Regions from separate parts of the Mus musculus genome. Here all the other regions are linked to region 3. Evidence: chromatin loops called from intact Hi-C (ENCODE). Cell type or tissue: heart. All regions are shown on one strand.

The links. Peaks named below come from ENCODE experiments on the same cell type or tissue, not always from the same donor. Only the 100,000 strongest peaks of a DNase experiment are listed, where the experiment ranks them.
Region 1: a loop joins it to region 3, with 6 times the contacts of the local background. A loop is called at or near these places in 12 of 42 quality-filtered maps.
Region 2: it touches region 3 in a loop (8-fold over the local background); 14 of 42 quality-filtered maps call a loop at or near these places.

The regions. Positions count from the first base shown.
Region 1 is chr6:29,938,212-29,946,211 of GRCm38, reverse strand. Strip2 (striatin interacting protein 2) reads right to left here. Exons shown (of 21, transcript NM_177204.3): 15 at 7,653-7,750; 16 at 7,049-7,175; 17 at 4,273-4,373; 18 at 1,720-1,786. Among named protein-coding and RNA genes, the nearest start is that of Gm31103, 22 kb to the left of the region's middle. In heart, no CTCF peak of the experiment used is centred here; no DNase peak of the experiment used is centred here.
Region 2 is chr6:30,078,290-30,086,289 of GRCm38, reverse strand. All of the region lies in intron 1 of Nrf1 (nuclear respiratory factor 1), which reads right to left. Among named protein-coding and RNA genes, the nearest start is that of Nrf1, 34 kb to the right of the region's middle. In heart, a CTCF peak has its summit at 4,738 (motif pointing right); no DNase peak of the experiment used is centred here; H3K27ac peaks cover 1,923 bases.
Region 3 is chr6:29,848,772-29,856,771 of GRCm38, reverse strand. The region is part of intron 1 of Ahcyl2 (S-adenosylhomocysteine hydrolase-like 2); the gene reads right to left. Among named protein-coding and RNA genes, the nearest start is that of Strip2, 64 kb to the left of the region's middle. In heart, no CTCF peak of the experiment used is centred here; a DNase peak (open chromatin) is centred at 3,481; H3K4me3 peaks cover 603 bases; H3K27ac peaks cover 1,648 bases.

The sequences.
Region 1 (8,000 bases), 89 kb before region 3:
TCTTGTTTTCGAGACATGGTTTTTCTGTGTAGCCCCGGCTGTCCTGGAACTCACTCTGTAGACCAGGCTGGCCTGGAACTCAGAAATCCGCCTGCCTCTGCCTCCGGAGTGCTGGGATTAAAGGCGTGTGCCACTATACCAGGCCAATAGTAGAATTTTAATGCTACTATGTCCACTGTTTATGGGATAAAATATTCCTTCCAAATTTTAATCTCAGAGACATCCTTTCCTACTTTATCTTTCCTAATTTATCTTATGTGTAAGGCATTTGTCTGCATATGTATTTTTTGTACCATGTGCACACAACAGTATTAGAGGACAGAAGACATCAGATCTTCAGAAACTAGAATTACAGATGGCTGTAAGCTGCCATGAAGCTGGGTCCTCTGGACCAGCAGACAGTGCACTTAACTACTGAGCCATCTCTCCAGGCCCAACTTTGCTATTTCCAATTATAAATTCTTAGCAGTTAACTTCTCCATCTATAAAATTGGGCAAGATGTGGTGGTACATGTCTTTTATCCTAGCACTAGGAAGACAGAGGCAGGCAGGTCTCTATGAGTTCAAGGTCAAGCTGGTCTACTTAGCAAGTTCTTGGACATCCAGGGCTACATAGAGAGACCCTGTCTCAAACAAAAGAAAACAAACAAAATAGTAACATTAACTTTATAGGGTTGTTTTACAGATTCAATACTAGCATGTTAACAATAAAAGTTAGATACGTTTTTACATCTCTGTAAGAGTAAAAACCTTCCAGCTTCCTTGGCTGCTCAGTAGCAAAGCATGAGCTAGCCACGACTTTTCAGGGCATGGATCTTAGACTCATGTCTAGTTTAGGGTCTGTGACAAGTCAGTCCATCCACTGAGCACTTGCTTCTCATCTTTGACATAGAAAGAAGTGAGTCAAACGGTTGACGTGTCCCCTGCTTCAAATCAGCTTCTGCGGGCTTATAAAACCTGCACTACAAGAGGAATTTTTCTCTTTTTCCATAATATACTTTCCTGACCCAGCATTTTGTAAGTATTAAAGTTGGGGGACAAAGGGCTGTAGCACCCATGGGTGAATAACATCATTAGTATTATTGAGGTCTTCAAAGTACTAGACATAGTGTTAGTGTCTGAAAAGCTGTGGTAATATAGCTTAAAGTAGATAGATGCCTTATCTTAAACACGATTTGGCCAGGCAGTTTCAGAAAATTCAGAATATTTCAGAGGAACTTTTCTGATTTGCCTAGGCCTGCTTCAGGATGAAGATCTTCCTGGGCAAGGAATTTTCCAAGATGCATACTGCTGGGCTTGATAACTAACATAAAAATGAGAAGCAAATTGCCTACAGCGCAACTTAATACAAAGAAGATGGAGTGTGTGTGTGTGTGTGTGTGTGTGTGTGTGTGTGTGTGACACACATCAGAACATCAGAAGAGATTCTCTGGCTAATTAGCATAGATATTGTGTTCCAGTCTCATTATCTTTCTAAATTCCCTCTCCTCCTCAGTGTTTTCCACTGACTCTCCTCTCCTCTGTAAGATGCTAGGCTCAGCTTTTCCAAACCCTTCAGCAGCTTTAAACCCTTGCCAACCTCTGTGCTCTTGCCAATATGCCTTCATTGATCTCAGACTTCCAAACCATGGCATCATGGGGCCAGAGAAGACATGAAAAAGCAAATGCCAGCCTCTGCCATCAGCCAATTTCAAAGGCCACAAATCCTCATCTGCTTACCAGACTCTCGGTAGTAAGCTCTGGCAAATCCTGGATGGTGCAGCACGGGTAATCCAGCACTGAAATGCTGCAAGATGCAGAGATAAGGACAAGCTTTAGGTAAACAGCAACAGCTGGAAGTGCCTACCTCTGAAAAGGGCAGGAGTTATTCCTCCCCTGCAGACTTATATGTTTCTCAGATTGCTTCATGCCCTTCGCTGAAATTGAGGGCACTCGTGCTGGGCAACTCTACCCTCATCTCCTCAGCCACAGAGGAACCATGGAGTTCGTTTAGGTTGGTCCTATCTGATACATGCAAAAAAAGTTAAAGCAGAAAGACAGACCCATTCCTTCTTAGCTCTCTTGGGTTCTTTAGGGAATATGTAAACTTAGGTTCATTTGCCTCTGTGTTTAAGTGTGTATGTGAATATAAAAGTATTCCCAGAGATGCTGCCCAAACACACTCCATTAAATAATCTGTGGTTATGAAGATGAAAAGAAGATCTCTTGGCTTTTTTCCTGATCCTTCTGAAAGCCAGGAACTCCGGGGGTAACTTCCAATGCCACCCTCAAGGAAGCTCGAAGCACAGGGCTGCTGCTTATTGCATTGCTGATCAAACAGTAGCTCAAGACTGATATGTAATAATGTTTGTCACCAAACAGTGGGAATTGCAAGAAAGCTACAAGCTCCTCAGTGAGCCAAGGGAATCAGGCTTGGGTCAGGAAAGGAAATAAGGCACACACAGCAATAGGAACACAGTCACTCAATAAGGGCTGGTTTTGTTTCCTTTCCCCTTTACGAGTACAATGCAGAATTTGGGCTAGTTAATGTCTAATGTTCCTTCTATTTCCAGTGCTCAATGAAATTTCAACCCTGTGGTGGTTTGAATAGGTCTGTCTGTCTGTAGGTCGGCATGCTGCCCACCATGATAATGAACTAAACCTCTGAAACTGGAGGCCAGCTCCAACCAAATGCTTTTCTTTAGAAGAGTTTCCTTGGTCATGGTGTCTCTTCACAGCAATGAAAGCCTACTTTTCTGATACAGGGACTCTCACTAAACATGGAGCCCAATAATTTGGCTATGCTAGATGGCCAGTGAGCGCCAAGATTCTGTCTGTCTCCACCTCCCTAGCGCTGGGATCATAGATGTATACTGCCACACCCAACTTTTTTTTATGAGTTCTAGGGCTCAGAACTTACGTCTTCATGTTTATGTGGCCCTTTATTGGTGAATCCATCTTTGTTCATAATCTTGAGCAAACCAATTCACTTTTCTGTGAATTTATCTGACTTTATCTCCTAACTGGCAAGATGAGAACAAAACTGGTACTATTTCTTAGCACTGCCAATGTTAAGTGAAATTATTGATGTAAAAATATCATATTTTGAGTGCCTGAAAAATACAGAAGTGGATGCTGACAGCCATCCATTGGCCTGAGCATAGGGTCCTGAATAAAGGAGCTAGAGAAAGGACCCAAGGAGCTGAAGGGGTTTGCAGCCCCATAGGAGGAACAACAATATGAACTAACCAGTTCCTCCAGAGCTCCCAGGGACCACCAGTCAAAGGAAACACATGGTGGGACTCATGGCTCTAGCTGCATACATAGCAGAGGATGGCCTAGTCGATCATCAATGGGAGGAGAGGCCCTTGGTCCTGTGAATGTTCTATGCCCCAGGGAAGGGGACTGCCTGGCCCAGGAAGCAGGAGTGGGGTGGGTTGGGGAGTAGGGGGTGGGGGGAAGGGGGTAGGGGATTTTCGGAGGGGAAACTAGGAAAGGGGATAACATTTAAAATGTAAATAAAGAAAATAACTAATAAAAAATAAAAAAAATAAGCTTGCTTCTGAGTGAAGTCTGCTCCCGGCAAAGCTTCTCATATTTAAAAATACTAGCAAAAGCATGTCTTTGTCCCTAAAATGATAATAGAAACATCAACTAATCTATAAAATTATAGAAGCTGCATTTACATGCAGCCACAGTCTGCAAAATTTTAATTTTGCTGCATTCAATTGCAACTTTTTCACTTACCTGACTGCCCCCAATAAAAAAAGAACATCTAGCCTTCAAAAAAAAATCATATTTTGGGCCAGCAAGATAGCTCAGCTCCTAATGCTAATACAGACAGCCAGAGTTTCATCCCCAGGACACATTTGGTGAAGAAGAGAACCTATTTCTGCAAGTTGTCTTCTGACCTCCACACCCATGCTTTGACATGTGTGTACCAATGAAAATAAAAATTAAAAAAGGAACAAATTTAAAAGCTCTAAGAAAGGAGGGACTAGGGCTGGAGAGATGGCTCAATGGTTAAGGGCACTGACTGCTCTCCCAGAGGTCCTGAGTTCAATTCCCAGCAACCACATGGTGGCTCACAACCATCTGTAATGGGATCCAATGACCTCTTCTGGTATGTCTGAAGACAGCTACACTGTACTCATGTAAACAAACAAACAAACAAATCTTTAAAAGAAAAAGAAAGGAGGGACTAATGATATAAGAAGAAATTAAAGGTGCAGAGATGAAGGAATTTTCTCAGTTATCCAAAGTACTCCCTTGAAATCCGTCCAGAGCCCATACCTGTTTTTGGCAGTGATATAGGACAGGATGTTTTGATTGAAGAACTTCAGGATCAAGGGGATGCAGTTGGCAAACACTAAATGTTGTGATACATATTCAAACTGAATTAAAAGATCAAAGCAGAAAAGTTTGCTTATTTGGGGGAAGATATGAAGCATGTATTTGAAAAAAAAAAAGACAGGAAAGTACAAATATAAATCCACTCATAAGAATATCTACTGTCGCCGGACGTGGTGGCGCAGGTCTTTAATCCCAGCACTCGGGAGGCAGAGGCAGGCAGATTTCTGAGTTCGAGGCCAGCCTGGTCTACAAAGTGAGTTCCAGGACAGCCAGGGCTACACAGAGAAACATTGTCTCGAAAAACCAAAAAAAAAAAAAAAAAAAAGAATATCTACTGTCTATTGTTTTATCAGTCTGTCAGTCTCTGAAATGGGGATACTCACATTCAGCCAGCCTATCTTACTTACAGACTATCTTATAATCTGCAGTGGATGCTACTAGCTTTTGATCAAAAACACAGTAAACATACAAGAAAGAAAGAAAAAACAACAAGCATACTCTACAAAAAAAAAAGCAAGAATTGCTGTGACTTTTTTTCCTAAGCCCAGTGGGAAAGAAAGCCTCCCTGAGGGAGCTGGTTTCCATACTCAAGGTCTGGGTTGTAATGCTTCAGCTGTGACTGATATACAGGGACAGGTGCCGCTACCTCTTGGCAACTGCTGGCATCAGTCAAGCTGGAGACAGCACATAGTAACCACTGGAATGTGGTTTCAGTACTCTGTCCAGTACGGGGCCTTATTTCTAATACTTAGACTATCAATGTGTCAGTGAATGAATGAACAAGAGCCTCTTCAGCCAGTCCAGGATGCCTTTGATGAGATAAATACCAGTACTAGGGCTTCTATTTGGCTCTCTTAAATCCATATGGGGTCCATGTCCAGGGAGACCTACTGGGGTAAGTGGCAATAAGAACAAAGGTATAGAGTTAGTCACCCTGGATTTTGTTTATGATGTACGGAGGAACACCAGAAACAAAGGATGCCTCCAAATCTGAGCCTAAGCATGCTGGGACAGTACAGAAACAAGGTAGAAAAGGCAGAGAACTATGGTGTTTTAAAACTGTATCTCTGTGTCATCTGCAAGAAGTAGCCATGGCAGAAGGGTAAGCTGCTTTCTGTTCCCGAGTATGTGGTTAGAGGTGGGAGTCAGCTTATGTCATAACTGCTTCTCTCTCCTAATTGGCATTTCCTCCCTGGAAGCCACCCAAAAGTATTTTCCAAGTTCTAGATAAAGGAGCTAGTACATACGTACTACTGAAAGTGGGAAGTTTTAAAACTCTGAGCTCTGTTCAGGCTTTGTCTGGACTTCCCCACGCTGACACACACTGTGGCCCGGCCATTCAGGACATCTCTCAGTCTGGCTATAGATCTATCTACTGCCCTTCAAGAGAAACACTGGGAAACACATCCTAGTGGATGCTGCTCAGCAAACACAGGATAAAGCCACAGTCTCAGCCCGTGCCGGCCTTCCCTGAACACGACTCTTTCTTTTATCAGGCTTTATTTTGAGTGCTTAGTTGGAAAATGGTGTAAGGCCTCAGGGCAGAAATGAGAAGGGTTCCATATTCCCAGGCTCTCTAAAGGAGAAGCTTCCATTCACTTGTCTGCATCTTGTCCTTGTACCTTGGTAATGCCTACAGCCCAAGGCAAACAATGCCTTTGTGGGAAAGCAAAGCAAAGTCTTGACTTTAACCCTAATCTCCCCACTTGAGATAAACCAGAGTGCAGTCTCAGAAGGCAGAGGTAGGAGGATCTCTGTGACTTTGAGGCCATCCTAGTCTACATAATGAGTTCCAGGACAGCTACACAGTGAGACTCTGTCTCAAAACCAAACCAAACCAGCAATAACAACTAAAGAAAAAAATTACCCAAAAATGCCACCAGTCCCCACCCCCCCCCCAAAAAAAACCAGGGATAAAATAAGGATTCCTAGAGGTGAGAAGCTCACAAAAGCTCTGTTGGATGTCAAGCACAATATAGGTATTTCATAATCATGTGTTATCAGATATACGATCCCTGATGATCCCTGTGGCTTCACATATCAGCCGATCATCTCTATCACCCCACTCAGAGGCAGAACTCCAGCAACATTTAATTAGTTTCCAAAAGCTCTCTGCTGTTTCACCTCTGAGCTTTCACATATTGGACTTTCTGCTTGAGCTGGGTTTTCTCTTTCCTGATAAGTCTCATTTCCTGGCTAACATCTGTTTCTCTGAGACTTAGGTTAAAAGTCAACTCTTCTCTACCTCAGGTTGGATTAGGTATTTCAACAGTGCCTATCTGTATCACACCACTCTACAAGTGGGCGTTTATGGATCTGTTACAAGACTGTGTGGCTTGTAAGAGTCTGATCTGTGTCTCATTTAGAATTAGATCTGATTCAGAATAGTGCTTCACTTACAGACAAGTATGGCCAATGTGCCCAGGGACCTTTCTTGAATGGCTGAACTGATTCTAACTAGCTAGGAGTATTCTTAAGAATCCCTAGCCAGACCTGGAGCTAACTTACAAAGAATATAGACTTTTGTATCTTTCTAGGATGGCTCCCCACATCCCACTCCATATCCCACCATACACTCATGCCACAAGTAGCTGGACTCTCTCATTCAGGACAAACAAAGGCCAAGTAAAATACACAGCAGTACAAGACTTCCTGTGTGGCCCCTATGGCATGAGGAATACTTGGAGCTTGAAATGTAGCGTCCCTAACTGCTCACCTGGTAGATATGGTTGAGTTTGAAGTGTTTGAGAAGTAGAAGGAGCAGGGCAGAGATACTCTTTACAATGATTTCCTTGTGTCTGTTCACGTCAATGCCTAGCTTCATGCTCTGGAGAACAGTTACACTACAAGGGGAAGATGAAGCATTAGTACAAAGGTAGGGATGGATGGAGGCCTAGGGATGAAAGACCCAAGTAGTTGGGCTACACACACACACACACACACACACACACACACACACACACACACACACACACGTCTATATCTATAGTCAGAATATATATATAGTCAGAATTTAGGAAACCTGAACTTCTCTGCTAGGGAAATCTCTGAAGTTCCCATTTAGGAATCTATCCAGGAGAAAGCTTTCATGATCTTTTTGTTCATGTGTCCAGTCTCTGGCAAACTTATCCACTGGTGCTGTCTACTCATGTATCTGGCGGCTACTCATATATCAGCACTGAGGTTTTCTGTTGGACCCTAGTTCTGAGTTCCATAGAGCTCAGTAGGTAGAAGGCCATGCAGAAAAGGAAAGACTTCTCTTCAGACAACTCCTGTTACCACAGTGCGGAGGGACAGAGGCCTGAAGACGAGACACTCACGGCATCTCTTCAGGCAGGACATCTGCCAGGATATTGATAGAGTCTGTCTTAGCCTTGGAGGTGGGAGCTGCAGCCAGCAGAATCTTAAGCAGTGCAATCTAGGAGAGAGAAAAAGAGGAAAGCCATCCTTGTCTATCCCACTTTGCGAAATAGTGGTTCTTCCAAACTTCTCTAGCCCGAATGAAAAGTATTTCTTTATATTTTAATTTTTATTTTTTTATGTTTATTTTTGTATGTATATGAGTACATTGTAGCTGTCTTCAGACACACCAGAAGAGGGCATCTGATCACTTTACAGATGGTTGTGAGCCACCATGTGGTTGCTGGCAACTGAACTCAGGACCTCTG
Region 2 (8,000 bases), 230 kb before region 3:
AATGTGATTTGATGTCCTCTTCTGGTGTGTCTGAAGATAGCACCAGTATAATCATATACATAAAATAAATAATCTTTTAAAAAAAAAGAGTTGAAAGTTTAACTTGTATGATAACATCACCTCTCGTCATACAATATTAATGCAATACTAATACAAAGTAAGGTTTGATTGTTGTAGTAGTAGTATATAGCACTGCATATCTAGAATTTACAAAAAGAAATGGCAACCACACATATGCAGAAATAATACCTATATGTAGAAAGAATAAAGATTATTTGTATAAAATTCTTCTTTTATACTGTCCTTGTGACATATTTTTAAAGAAAAAAGGTGAAATGTCTGGTAGGGTCTCTTTTCTATCCTATCTTTGTGTGAGTTTTTCAATATACAAGGGATATATCCTAGCTCCTTGTTGGTACTTATCTAAAGTACAATTTGATATACCTAGTCACACAATTAAACACAATATATAAAAGGAAGATACCAATAAAGTGTTATTTTTCCATTAATTTCACTGTGCTAGTCTGAGACAAATTGCATTTTAGAAATCTGGCTACTTCAAAATTGTTTTTTTAAATGATTTGGGATTAGATGGCATCTAAACTGCTTTTCAAAGGGATCATAATGCTGTGTGCTTGGTATAATGGATTTCAGTTCTTTGCTCCAGAATGTAGCTTGCAGCATGAATCAATAGGGCTGTCTGCTTCTCAGGCTTGTCACTTCCGCCTGGTGCCTCTTTTCTCTCCACCCCCCACCCATCAGCCAGCTTTTCTATCTAGCCTCTTGGAGGCTGTAAAAAGCAAAGGCAGGGGCATCTCATCTGAACCAGAAATAGAGTACTTGTAAATATTGCTATGTTCTCATAAAACCATCAATAAGTAAGGTCATCTAAGCCAGGTATGAATGACATACACGTATTGCTGGATCAGGCCTCCACTTCCTTATTTACTTAACAGAAAAGAATGAAGATGGAAACAGTCCACCACATCCCTAGGTCAACTTTACATGAAAATTTATTTGTTTTGGGCCAAGTGTGGTAGAACACATCCTTAATTTCAGCACTCTGGAGGCAGAGGCAGGTGGATCTCTGTGAGGTCAGCTTGTTCTACATAGTGAGCCCCTGTCTCAAACAAACAAGCAAAATTTATTTATTTTATATCATATGTGTAAGTATTTTGCTTGCATGTATGCATGTGTGTACCACATGTCTGCCTGATGTCCATGGAAGCCAGAAGAGGGTGTTGGATCCCTGCTGACGATGGAATTATGGGCAGCATTGGCCACCATATGGGTGCTGGGAACTGAAACCATGCCCCCTGCCAGAGCAGCAAGTGCTTAATTACTAAGCCATTCCTCCAGCCCCTCTCCCCCAGGGCAGCTTTAGTAAAACTGCTTCAGCTTTTATCCTCAAAGAATCAGATTCTCTGGCTAGCAAAAGTAATGGGAATTACTATTGGGGCGGTGGGGGCAGGGTGAGTAATGAAATAATGTGCATTTTAAAAGACAGCATAGACTCTTATCCAGATATCCAGAACCCCTTAACAAGTTACTTAAAGACCACTAAGCCACAATTCTGCCACTGTCTTTTAAGATGAGAGGAAGAAGAAAACAGTATGTATTCTCTAAAGGGTGATGTGAGGCTTAAATGAATTGACCAACAAAGTCTAGAACACAGTTCCCAACACATAATTGTAATGTTAATTATGATGCAAGCCTACACGCTGGCATCTGCCTTTCCTAGCTCACTTCCCAGTCTCACATGCACTGTTCACTGTGCCTCCTCCATTTCTTCACATCGAGACACCTGTTTGAGGCTTCTGACTCTATCTGAGAACTTTGTGCTATGACACGACATGTTATATTAATCTGAGCAGGAAACACCGTCTTAAGACATAAAGTGAGAACGCCAACACACTTAAAACTTTGTGATAGTGTACAAAATGGAGAAGGGGGGGGGAGGAAGAGGGAGTGCCAGCTCATGTTTTCTGAACCAGAAAAGCAAAATGGTCTATCCCACTACGACAGTGGTGTTCAGCAAACTACCCAAAACTTGATTTAAAAATTATTATTCCTGGGGAGTGGAGAAATAAATAGATCTATGGTTAAGAGTACTGCTCCACCAGAGGACAGGGTTTGGTTCCCAGTACTCACAAGCATCTATAAATCCAGCTCCAGGGTATCTTAAGCTTCTGGTTTCTTCAGGCACCCACCCACATTCACATGCACATGCTCATGCACAGACACTAACTTTAAAAAAATGAGGACATGGCAGCAGTAACAGCAACCTCTGCACTGGCAGGCAGGCTAAGGGATAAAGATCCAGACCAGCCTGGGCTGCATAGTTGAAGGCCAGCTTGATCTGTATCAGCGGTTCTGAGATTGTGACCCCTTTGGGCGTCAAATGACTGTTTCATAGGGTCACCTAAGACCACCTTCATATCAGATATTTACGATTCATAATAGTAACTAAATTAGTTATGAAGTAGCATTTTATGATTGAGAATCACAACATAAGGAACTCTACTAAGGGTTGAAGCATTAGGAAGGTTGAGAATCACTGGTGTATATAAAATGAGACATTACCTCAAAAATATGAATGAGTGAATGAATGAATGAAAGAAACTCTCTATTACCAAACTGTAAGAGGTTGCGAGTGTCTGCTTTTCCCCTGCAGAACCAGGGAGCAGTGGCAGAGAACACAGCAGGACTGTCTTAGTTTCCAGCACCCTGCTGACATGACCTCTATGAAGTACCTAGGGAGCTGCTGGAATTTGGAGGAGCCCATCAAGGGGCTTAAATTCAGTCTAATCCACACATAATGGATGAGATTAAGTGAAGAGTATTTAAAAATCAAGGAGAAAGAAGATCAGGCCAGGAAATCTAATCAAAGCATAACAAAGTATAAAAGAGAGCATTAGTCTAATCAATAGCATTATCATTTCAAAAGAAAAAGGGTAATCAGCAAGAATGGTCTAAAAATCAGTCCAAGCGGTGCCCACAGGGAAAAGAGGCTCAAGTTACACTCCTAGATACATCTGGAACCTAAAATTCTTCACTAAGTTAGAACTCATGCTCAAAAGTCAATGAAATCTTCCAGACCTAAATTATACAATCATAGATAGATAGATAGATAGATAGATAGATAGATAGATAGATAGATAGATAAGATGCTCGGTGGGTAAAAGGTATTTGCCACCAAGCCTGACAACCTGAATTCAGAGGGCTCCTGCAAGTTGTCTTCTGATATTTACACCATGGCATGTGCACACATAAAAAATATAAATATAATTTTTATAATTAGAAGAACTAATGAAGTCAGGTGGCAGTGGCACATGCTTTTAGTTCCAGGACTAGAGAGGCAAAGAAAGGCAGGCAGATCTGTGCATTTGAGGCCAACCTGGTTTACAGAGTGAGTTCCAGGACAGCCAGGGTTACAGAGAAACTGTGTCAAAAAATCAAAACCAAACCAAAGCAAACAAAACCAATCAGCACCATAGCACCCAAACCCTAATGCTACCAAACAGAACATAGAGGTGAATACAGAGCTGACAAAGCAGCAAGCGAGGGGGAGAGGCGAGAAAGTAGGCAGGAGCAATGCAGCCCAACCTTCAAGATGAAGAAAGCTGCAGATGAGATGGATTAATATTACCATATAATTATTAGAAAAGGAGCAGACAGGAATGGAATAGTGGAACTTACTCACAGGGAGTCAGTGTGGTATAAAGTACTAAAGGGAAAATTACAGGAGTAAGTGTGGGATTTAAGGTTAGCAAGTGACCAATAAGAAGTCAGCCTACACAGCACGCAGGCAAAGGATGACTGGTGCATCTGGGGAGATGGCAAGGAGGGCTGCAGTCAACATTCACTCTGCTCAGGTCATTATGTAAGTCACAAGTTCCATGCAGATCACTTACTCCTGTAATTTTCCCTTTAGTGCTTTAGACCAGGGGTAACTGAAACCATAAGAAACAAAACCATGGGGTGAGGGCTGCCATGCCTACCTATCCTATACTGAAAATCACTGACAGGTAGTGACCACATTCTCCTGGGTGGTCAGTACTCATAGTTCTATTATTACTAGTGCTGGTACTACTAGGACAACAACAACGACAATGACTACGACTACTGCTTCTTAGACACGGGCCCCAAGATCTGGACAGTCTTCTCTCTATCCACCTCATAGCCACTTCAACACAGAGCCTCACTGCTCCAATATGGTGGCTATGAGTACACTCTGAAGCCACAGTAGTGGCTCTGGCACTTACTAACATATTACACAAGTTTCATTTGGTGTCTTTGCTCTAGTTTCATCATATATAGGTGGAGAACAGATAGAATTGTCGTGAAGCCCAAATGAGTTGCTCATACTCACCAATGGGGTGTGCATGCAATGATTCACAAGTTCACACATAACTGCAGGTATAAAGCTGCCTCAAGTTATACTATACTTCTTTCCTTTTAAAGAAGAAATAATGCTTACAGATCACTTTAAGAGTTTTGACCACACATACAGAGACCTATATCAAAAAGCAAGTCTTCAGTTGCTGTTTTTAAATCTTGGGTCCTTTGGAGAATGGTAAAATATACAGACAGGGAGGGAAAGCACGAGAGGAAGAAGTGGGGGTGGGGATGGTGGGAAGGAAGGAAAGAGACTTGCAAAATTGTTTTAGGGCTCTTTGACTGTAACCAAATGAAAATCAGAACATTCCAAGACTGCATTGCTTCAAAGTGTAAGCACTAGATGGTGCCACAACCAAAGGAAAAAGTGAAGTGTGGAGAATACACAGGGAAGGCCAAGTCCTTAAAATGTTCAACTAGAACACACCTCCACAGAAAAGAATAGTTAGGGCTAGAGAGATGGCTCACTGGTGAAGAGCATTTGGTGCCGTGCAGAGGACTCAGGTTAGATTCCTAGTAGCTCACCCCAGTTTCAGGGGATCCAATAGGCACGCACATAGCACACATTCATATGTGCAGGCAAAACCATTTCTACACAGAAAGTAAATAAACACATTTAAATCTTTAAATAACGACCAGTTAGGCTAATCCACTTCACCAAATGCTTTAAAGACATGCCTACTCTTTTGTAGGCTCTAGACTTTGCCAACTAACAGAACTTTCAGCAGTGACATTTTTGACCTGTCATGTACAAGGTTAACAGCCACTACATACCTGAAGCCATTGACCATATTGAAATGTGACTATTGTGACTTAAGGATTAAAGGTTTCAAGTCAATTTAACTTTAATAATGTTTATGTTAATGTGGTTTTTAGCTTCTATAATGAATGGGGCAGTCTACATTCTATTTTTATTTTGAAAGGACTTGCTTCTTTTTTTTTTTTAAAGATTTTTTATTTATTATTATATGTAAGTACACTGTAGCTGTCTTCAGACACTCCAGAAGAGGGAGTCAGATCTCGTTACGGATGGTTGTGAGCCACCATGTGGTTGCTGGGACCTGAACTCCGGACCTTCGGAAGAGCAGTCGGGTGCTCTTACCCACTGAGCCATCTCACCAGCCCGACTTGCTTCTAATTATAGACCACTATATCATTGTCTCATGGGCTGGTCCAGGGTCCCCCAGCACATATGTCTGGCCTCAGTGAGAGAGGATGACCTAATTCTGTAGACTTGATGCCCCAGGAAGGGAGATGCCTGGGGACGGGGGTAAGGATACAAAATCAAAAGCCTTTATTTCCTATAAAGATCTTACATACCACACAAAGGCTTAAACCTCTAGATTATAATAGTTTTAAAATCATGTGTATGTGTACACATGAATATGCATGTGTATGCTGGTGCCCACAGAGGTCACAGGGGTGGTGTCAGAACCAACCCCTGAAACTACAGTTCCAAGTGAGGCATCTGTTGTGGGTACCGGAAACCAAAATCTAGTCCTCTGGAATTCTCCTACTGCTAAACTGTTTCATTTCTCTAGGCCCTATAACAACTTTTATTAAAGTACCTACTGAAAGGCTGAGTCAATAAGAAAGTAGGCAGTGCCATTTTTTAAAAAGGAACAGTCGCATTCTAGCAAGAACCGTCAAGGGCTAAGTAAAGCAACGCCGTGAGGACAGGGCTGTCAGGCAGTGTGAAGGACACAGTCTTTAGGCTCCAGAATGACAGAAAAGTGCTACAGCTTGAGAAAGCACATGGCATGGGACAGAGGTGACAATGAACACCCAGACAGCAGACACTGAGGGAGTTTGTAACCAAAGCCAACACAGCCCTCTGTGTTCAATCTTTCACACCAGATTCTTTAAGCAACTTACTACACAAAAATGTGGCTAATGCTCACCCACCTGTCAGAGGGGAAGCACTCTTCTACTCTCAGTACTGCAGCACCGCTTACAGCCAGTATCTGGCACAGAACCCCCAATGAAATAGGTGACAATGATAAAAAGAATTAGGAAGATGTATTTTTTGTCAAGTACAGTGCGTAGCACAGGCCTTTAATACCAGCCCTCAGGAGGCAAAGGCATGTAGATCTCTATGAGTTCCAACCAGCTAGAGCTACATAGTAAGACCCTGCTTCAAGAAAAAGATAGAAAGGGAAATAAACATGGGTCGCCAAAGCTTTCTATGCCTTGTTTAGAAGGCTATGGAAGGGAAGTATGAGCAATCACTTGGTGACTGAGTCCAACACAGCTAGCTACTCTGGCTCTTCCAGCTTGGTCGGCAAGCACGGTAAGTTCCAGGCCAGTCAAGGATACATAGTAAGACCCTGTCTCAAGAGAGGCAGGGGTAGGGAGGAAGGGAGGAAGGGAAGAAGGGAGGGAGGGAGGGAGGGAGGGAGGGAGGGAGGGAGGGAGGGAAGTAGGGAAAGAAGGAAAAGAAAATACATTTCAAACACATAAATGCTTAAAAGGCAGGCGAGTGGCTAAAGCTATACCTGTTTTGGGAAGGCTGTAGAGGGGAAGTTTGGTGTGATTAACCAACCACTTGGTGACTGGGTCTGAATACAGCTGCTTGGCTCTTTTTGTAGAATAATTGTTTGTCTGCAGCTGCTCCCAAATTACCAAAAATCAAATAAATAGCTGTCATGTGATAGCAGGATTAAAGGCTGCCTCAATTTCCATTAAGGAGAAATAACATAAATGGCCACAAGCACCGCCCCTCAGTCTGAGACCAGCACAAAGGCCACTTTTATTCAGACCCCGTACACTGTGAAATAGCATTGTGGCCTGGCTGCTTCTGGGGCAGGCCTCCCTTAATTCTGCTGGATCTGTCACCATACAATCAACACTCACGGAAAGCTGTTTCCTAATTTCTGAAAAACAGTTCAATGCATGAATTTTCTTCTCTCTCTCTCTCTCTCTCTCTCTCTCCCTCATTGGTTCTTTGTTGTTTTGTTAGTTTTTTTGTTGTTGTCGTTTTTGTTTGTTTGTTTTTTTGAGACACAGTCTCACTATGTAGCTCTGGCTGTCCTGGAACTCACTATGCAGACCAGGCCTGCCTCGAACACACAGAAATCCACCTGCCTCTCTGTCTCTTGGGTGCTGGGATTAAAGAAAGGCATGAGCTACCACAGCAACCTCTTTGGGGAGTGTCACTACATAAAACAAGCTGGCCTTGTACTCAGTAGCTAACCTTGAGCACCAGACCTTGCTGACTCCACACCCCTGTGCTGGGTTGTAGGTATAGGCTCAATGATACTGTCATGACTTTAAATTGAGATAACTGGGGGCTGGTGAGATGGCTCGGTGGGTAAGAGCCCCCGACTGCTCTTCCAAAGGTCCGGAGTTCAAATCCCAGCAACCACATGGTCGCTCACAACCATCTGGAGATCTGACTCCCTCTTCTGGAGTGTCTGAAGACAGCTACAGTGTACTTACATATAATAAATAAATAATAATAATAATAAAAACATTAAAAACACACAACACACACATACACACAACCAGAAAAACAAAAACAAAAACAAATGTGAGATCTAAATTGAGATAACTGAGCCAATGAGTTCTTTTCTGCATAAAATTAGGAGGTTAGCTCAATTAGT
Region 3 (8,000 bases):
AGGTCTACCTTGTCATTTACTGAGCTTGGGGTTTCCATACTCTGTCCTGACTGTCCTACAAAGGCCCAAGACATATCAGGAAAGAGTATGGCCTGAATCCTCCATCAATCTCAGGGCACACACGACCCTTTGCTGGTGATTACTAACAATGGGCATTGGGTGGCAGGGTACAACTCTGCTCTATGTTCCTCCAGAAAATGCATGTGAGAGGCCTCTGTGTCCTTCAGCAGCAGAGCCATTGCAGTAGTGAGTTCATTACATTAATCTACATACTGAAAAGTAAGGCAGACATTTGTTAAAAATTTCTTGACATTTTGTCTGCACGTTGGATCTGGCTCCAGAGTTTTTTATTGGAGATTAAAAGGCACTTCTACAGTTTGCAGGTGAGATCTGAAAATCTATAGGCAATGCACCAGAGGTGCATAGGGCTAGCTGCTGGCTAAGCAGTTATCAGTGTCACCTTCAGACCAGATCAGAAGCTAATGACTTGGGCAGTATCTGAAAGAAAGCCTCAAAAGTCGAAGAAAGAACAACTGAGCTCATGGCATTACTGAAGATAAGCCTCTCTCTTCTGGTCTGCACTTCTTTCCTACTGATTAAAGAGATTTTCCTGTCTTTTTGTGTGTGTGTTTTGTTTTTTTAAATAAAGGCCAAATGAGAGAGATACATCAAAATATTTAAAATGCCCTCCATACACTAGGAAGCCCTTGGTCACATGCCTTAAGAAACAGTCCTAAGTCCCTTAGGAGAGCTTTCTGTCCACATAAGCAGAGAGGCAAAAGGAGCAGTCTCGGGAGAAGCTCTTTTTGAGCAGACATGTTATCTGGGGACAACGAGGAGGACTGCTCTTTACACAATGTAAATTACGAGAACCTTTGTTTTGCTCTGGAGTGGTATGGCTGTGTCCAGTAGGGTTCTCCTGTAGTACTCCTTTTCAGAAACGAAATTTAGTGTCTCGCTATGGTCCCTCCTATAACAAAACCAAATTTCCTACTCTTTAGGTTATTACTAAGTTGCTGGAGATTCAAAAACAAAGAACAAAATCAAAACACGAGTTAAAAACCTAGCCAGAGAATGAAGAGAGTAATTTCCATTAGTCCAAGTCACTGCATTTGAAATCGTCTTACGAATACAACTGCTTTCCATCAGATATCTTTTAAATGAGCGCAATACTAAAAATTACTAAAAACAATACCAATAGCATCTATAAAAATGACATACATAGGCTGGAGAAATGGCTCAGTGGTTAAGAATACCTGCTGCTCTCTCAGAGGCCCTGGGTTCAATTTCCAGCATTCACATAAGATAGCTCGCAACAGCCTATACCTCTAGGTCCTGGGGATCTGTCATCCTTTCCTGGAATCAGCTGGCACCTGCAAACCTGAGGTGAGCATACAGACAAGCAGGCACACACACAGATGTGAAAGAAGCAAATCTCTTTTTTAAATGACAAATTGTCACCATTTGTTCTGAGATAGGACCAGCTAGAGCCCAGGCTAGCCTCACAATCACAATATACAGGTAGAATTTTCTACTGTGCCTTTGTTACATCTGCTATATACTTAATCTTATTATTTTAATAGTTATCTCTTTAAGTCCCTAACTCTATAAACTAAAGAGAATTTAGAATGCATTATAAAAGTTTAACAAGTTTATAATAGGGAAATACATAGACAGGGTCCAAGAAGTCCAAGGAGTTATAAGAAACCAGTCAGGACACTAAGGAGTTTTTTCAAATCAACAGTTAAGGGACTGGTGATAGATCATCGAACAGAAACCCCTGCAGCCGAACTAGATATATTTCCCAGAAGGGAGAACTGACTCCTGCAAGTTGTCCTCTGACTTACAAATGTGTGTTGTGACAGTGAACACCTCCCCTCATAACAAAATGTAATTAAGAGAGTTTTTAAATCAACAGCCGACTTGCCACTCTTTGTTTTTGAGATAGGACCAGCTAGAGTCCAGGCTGGCTTCAAACTCACTATGTCGCTAAGGCTGGGCTTGAACTCCTGAGTTTCCGCTGCTACCCTGCAAGTGCTGGGATGACAGGCCTGTGCCACCATGCTTCACAAGGTTGGTTTTATGTGCTAGTTCTTATTAACAAATATCAACTTAAAATTATTTTACTAAAACTATTTATCAGGCAAATATGGTATCTGGGAACACTGTATGAAGAGAAGTAAAACTCTTGCCTTGTAGCAATACACTTGCTACAAGGAGCTGACTAAAAAAGACAGGGAAGGGAGAAATGGTTAGATTTTCTAGATACTGGAGAATGTAACATTTTATAAGTTCTAGTTTTGTGTCTTCCTTTACCCATATTCTTTTTTATTTTATACCCACGAAGCACAACTTAACATTAACTTTAAAGAGAATACAAAACAATCAAAGAACAATCCATCTGCTCAGTACATCAATCAGCATAGTAGGTCAGCACCCACCACCGGGCAGTCCGCTGCTCCGGCCTACCTGCTTTTACCTCCCCTTCCCTAGACTCTCTGGCAATTACCACACAGGAGAGACCCAGTGCACAGGAGGTAATCAGAAGATAGTGGCTGTTTGCCCAGCCTAGATCCCAGCAGTGGTCCTTGTCCTGTCAGAAGCAGCAGAAGGAGAAAGCAGCAGAACTCACCATCCACTCAGGCATGTGGAAAGCGGAGGTGCCCTCATTACCGTCCCACTTCTCCATAGTGCAGGCTTGGCTAAGGGATGTCCTGAAGCAAAATGGAAAGCTGGTCTGCAAAGGCCAGGGTTACCTGAAGACCACAGAGAACACCACAGGCCCAGTGACTCGGGGGTCAGGGGTTAAAAGAAGCTCTTATCTCTTTTCACAGAAGCTTCCTGTTCAGATCAAGATTCTGAGCCAACCACCTGGCGAATCTCTTACCAGCCAGCCTCAAAACCTCTGCCTACTACTCGGAATCAGAGCGGATGCAAAGCTCTGCACTGCAGTGCCTATAGGGCACTCTAGACCATCGCCTCTGTGCAGACTTCCTTCAGCAACAGGCTGGCTTTCTTCTGAGTATAAGGCCCTAGTTAACTTTCTCCCGCCCCCTCAGGACACGTCACTGCAAGTGCTGATACCAAGATCAATAAAGATCGAGGTCAAGAAGGCACTCCCCTTTCTTGAGAGCTGCTGATTTGGATCAGTACAGTAAACAGGCGTTTCCTTGAAATCGGAGTTCTTTATGGCTTTCAAGTTCAAGCAGCTAGAGAAGCTCCTGGTCTGCTCCCACCAGGGGGCTGGCACCACCACCTATCTCAAGTTAAATTCTTATTGCATCGGAGTTCAGATGAAGTCAGGAAAGATGTTTGGTTTTTTTCTTCCCAAAGCTAAAACTTGTAATGCTGAAAAAAGTTCTGGGACCACAGCTCCCTCTGCTGGCTCCCTGAGGGATGGCACAAGAAGGTCTAAGGGGCCTTTGTTATAGAAACAGCACAATGCTGACTGGAATGTTTCACAGAGGCTAGACAGAACTGCTCGCCAGCCCTTCCCACACACCCCCACCTCCCCAAATCCCGGTCCCAGTGAGGGCATACAGGAGACCCAGGGGTCTCAGACAAGTGCCGAGAAAGTCCAATGCTGATTTTCCCTCATGGGTCTGGGGTCAGGATGAAACAGGATGCCAACACAGTATCCTTTCCTATGTAAACCATCTGATTAGAAAGGATCCCAGTTGTTTCTGCATTATGTTCCCCCATATAAGCTTCCTCTTTTCTGCACATTTCTGAAATTTGTAAAGAAAACGTAACTTGAAAAAATGTGATTGATATACATATCTATATCTATATCTATCTATCTATCTATCTATCTATCTATCTATCTATATACACAAAGCAGATCTATCTGCTTAGTTCGAGAGGATGTTATCTATCCAGTAAGAGGCTGGGAACATAGGGCATGGAAACAAAGGCAGACAGATCTCTATGACTTCCAGACCACCTTGGTCTACACAGTGAGAGCCTGTCTTGAAAAATAAGAGAAGGGCTAGAGAGATGGCTCAGAGTTAAGAGCACCAACTGCTCTTCCGAAGGTCCTGAGTTCAAATCCCAGCAACCACATGGTGGCTCACAACCACCTATGAAGAGATCTGATGCCCTCTTTTGGGTTGTCTAAAGACAGCTACAGTGTACTTACATATAATAAATAAATCTTAAAAAAAAAAAAAGAAAGAAAGAAAAGGAAGAGGAGGAAGAAGAAGGAGGAGGAGGAGACCAGAGAGATGTTAGACCTAGTGGTACATTCCTACAATCCCAGTGTTAGGAGATGAAGGCAAGACGATCAGGAGTTGAAGGTTATTTATTCTCAGTAACATAGTGAGTATGAGGCCAGATTCAAGAAAACAAGAGTACCACAAAAGGGCTGAGAGATGCCAAGGAATAAAGCAGTTGTCCACTGTGTGCAAGGCTGTATGTAGGTTCAGTCCCTGCCATAGGAAGCCCAATAACATAGACCTGAAACACCAGGGACTCGTAAGAAATTAATGCTAGTCATGGTGACACATGCTTATCATCCTAGCACTCGGGAAGCAGAGGCAGGCAGATCTCTGAGTGTGAGGCCAGCTTGGTCTACTTACAGAGTGAGTTCCAAGCCAGCTGGGGCTACATAGTGAGATCCCACCTGAAGGAAAAACATTCATTATTGCTATGTGTGTAAAAGATGTGTGTAGGGGAGTATTTGCCAAAGTCCGTGTGTGGAGGTCAGAGGTCAGCTGGTGAGCTGCCTTGCCAGCCCAGCACTATGCTAATCTCTGATGCAAGCTTCATTTCTTTGACGCTAATAATCATACTATAATTATGATTACAGGCTTCCCCCACTTAGGCTTCACAGTTTAAAAGAATGAATCCTTTGGGTATGGAACACAGGGAAGGATTGTAATACCTAGGAAGAGTAGCTGGAAGATGCCAGGGAAGGCAGAACATCAATAACTGACTAGCTAGCGGCCTAGAGCCTGTGAGTTGTATTACCTGCTATCTCCTGTGGTGAAGACCACATGGGTGGCAGCCATGAGCAGGCTGGTTTTGTAATCAGACAATCTTGAGTGAGATGCTGCCACGACTTACCCTCACTATCCCACCAGCTTTCCAATCTAAAAATGAAATAAAACTGCCATCTCCCAGTTTGATAGAGGCTTTGGGAAGAGAACATATACTGAGGCCTTAATGACACCTCATTAGCCACGCCCTTTCCTACCTCAGGCCTCTACTCAAGCAAAATGTGTTTAGTACCTTTACCACCTTCACCCTCACTTATTCAAATTCTCCAAAATTTGGCTGAAATAAGTGTCCTCATGAAACCTCCCCTAAAATGAAGAGTTTCTCTTTTGTTTAATGTTGCTCTTTGGCCACAGCACCATGCCTAGCCATCTTCATCACAACTGTTGCACCCGTGGGCTCACTCCTCATAGACTGCAGGCTTCTTAGGGGCTTAGTCAACTTTGATTTGACTACAGTGCCTGGCTTGCAGGAGAAGCCTAAGAAATGATAATGTAAGTTCTAAAATTCTGTGCGCTGTATGGGTATCTTATAACACTATAGGGAAAACTTATAAAAGTCAATATATTTAAAATGTTTATGCCCATTTTATAAGATTTGGTACATTATTTTATATCTATAAGGATTAATATTACTGACTTATTTCGTGGTGTGGTTTTGAAGGCATTTAATCCTTAATTATATTAAATCTGCAAGGATATATGATCTACTCTCCATTGCTTGATCCAAATCAATTATAAACCATTCTGATCTGTAGCAATAATGGAGCCTTTAAGAACAAAGCAAGGTCAAAAGTCTGTGTTACTGCTGAAGGGGAGCCCAACCCTTAGAATTACATGTCAATGACCACTAATTACCAAACACTCTTGTTTATATTCCTCACATAATGACTGAATAGACAGGGACGACTGCCTTTATGGTCATGTTAAACCATGGAAGCAAATGACTCTGAAGGGAACTAGAATTAGCAATACACTGAAGAAAATATATCATGTTGGCACCCTAAACATAACTTGTGTTTTCTTAGTGTAGGTTTAACTAAAGCAGACTTCATTTGAAAGCTACAGTGTTACTCCCCTTTCTGTACTGTCTCTACAATAAAAAAACAACAGCTATTTCGCCTAGACTTTAGGGCACATTAACTGACATGAACTTTGGAAGACATAAGAGACAGGTATATGTTAGAAACTTGATCCCAATAACTACCCTTCGTTATAATGTATCCTACAAGATCCATTCACAGCCAGAGCAGGAGTGACGCAGACTCCACACATGACTATACTACAACAGCATTTAGGTGAGGGGCTAGCAAGCTCAACAAACTAGACTAACTCTAGAAGCCATCTATATCACAACTCAAGAAGCTTGCTTTAATTCCAAAAACAGCTAAACATCCTGTATGCCAGCTGTGTTCCTACCAGTGGTGACTTCACAGAACAATCACAACCTCTGAGGCTATGCCAAATAACCCAAAGTCAGAGCAAGCACATGCTCACAGTGGAAAAGGCATCAAGGTAGGACTTCTGGAGGTCAAAGTCAGAAAGCACACACATAGAGAAGTCACTATGTGTACAAGCTTCAAGCATTTGGAACCTAGAGCCACAAGGCACAGGGCAATGAATTAGAAAATCCTCGAAGATTGTTCCTGTGACTTCCTATGTCTTGGGCAAATCACCTGATGACTCTCATGACAAACTGAGGGGAAAAGTGGACTATGAAAAGATCCAAACATTCAAGCCCAACATTCAGTATTTCTGATCCACTTAGTGTCTCTGAGGCCATAAGAAAATGCAGTCATGATTCTTTAGTCACAGAAGCTATTGGTTATTAAAGGCTAAAGTTCCTAGCCACCTGGGTTCAAAGATCAATCTACTTAGTTATGAGGTTGGTTTGAATTGGTAGGCCTCAGATGTCCCATACCTGGTTATGGTTTGGATGTGTCGAAGACTTGGTGACCAGATTGTGGTGACCAGCAAAGTGCTCATATGACCATGGATGAAAATCTGAAACCATGACACAAAATGACCTTCTCCTTTATAAGCTGTTTGTGTCAAACATCTTGTCAGAACAGGATGCTACCACGCCTCCTCAAGCTTGAAATGCCAATGATAGCAGGACTTGAGCCCTCCCTCCCGTCTCCCATCCTCACTCATGGGAGGACTCTCACCTCTCAGTTTCCTCATGTTCTGAAACTGGTGAAGATTTAACAGGCTTTAGGTTAGCTCCAACACTTTCTGGGCTATCATCAGGCAAACCAAATACTTTTTAAAGCCTTTGTTACCTCATCTGTTAAAACATGATAACAATACTATTCTTATAACGTTGGTTTTTAAAAAGGTTTTATGTGTGTGAGTATTTGCTTGTATATATGTACATGCACTGTATGTGTCCAGTGCCCGGGGAAGCCAGGGAGGGCAGCAGATCCCCTAGAACTAGAATTATAGATGGCGTAAGCTGCCATCTTGGTAGTGGGAACCAAACCTGGGTACTTAAAGGAGTAAGTGCTCTTAACTGTTGAGCCATTGTTCTAGGCCTTATATTTTTAAAATAAAGATTAATATGCATGTTTACATAAACCCAGTACCAGGAAGCTACACTGGCCTTAACCAGGTATAGCAGAGTAGCATTAGACTGCCTGGCCAAGCCTCTCCACTCACTGTGTAACTTGAACAATTACCTAGTCTCCTTGTGCCTATTTACTCCTCTGTTAAAGGGAAGTTTTGAGAGGATCAAGTAAGTTAATAAGTAAACAGCAGAGTAGGGCACAGGGGCGATGACTCACTGGGTAGTGAGCTTCCTGCCAAGCCTCACAACCTCAGCTCAATGTCTGTAATCCAAATATCCAAACGGTGCAAGGAGAGGACCCACCCCGGGAAGCTGTCCTCTGACCTCCATACAAGTACCACTGCACATATTTTACACACACACACAAACACACACACACACACTCACACACCCCAAACAAACAAACAAAATGATAAATGAAAACAAAACAAAAAAGCAGA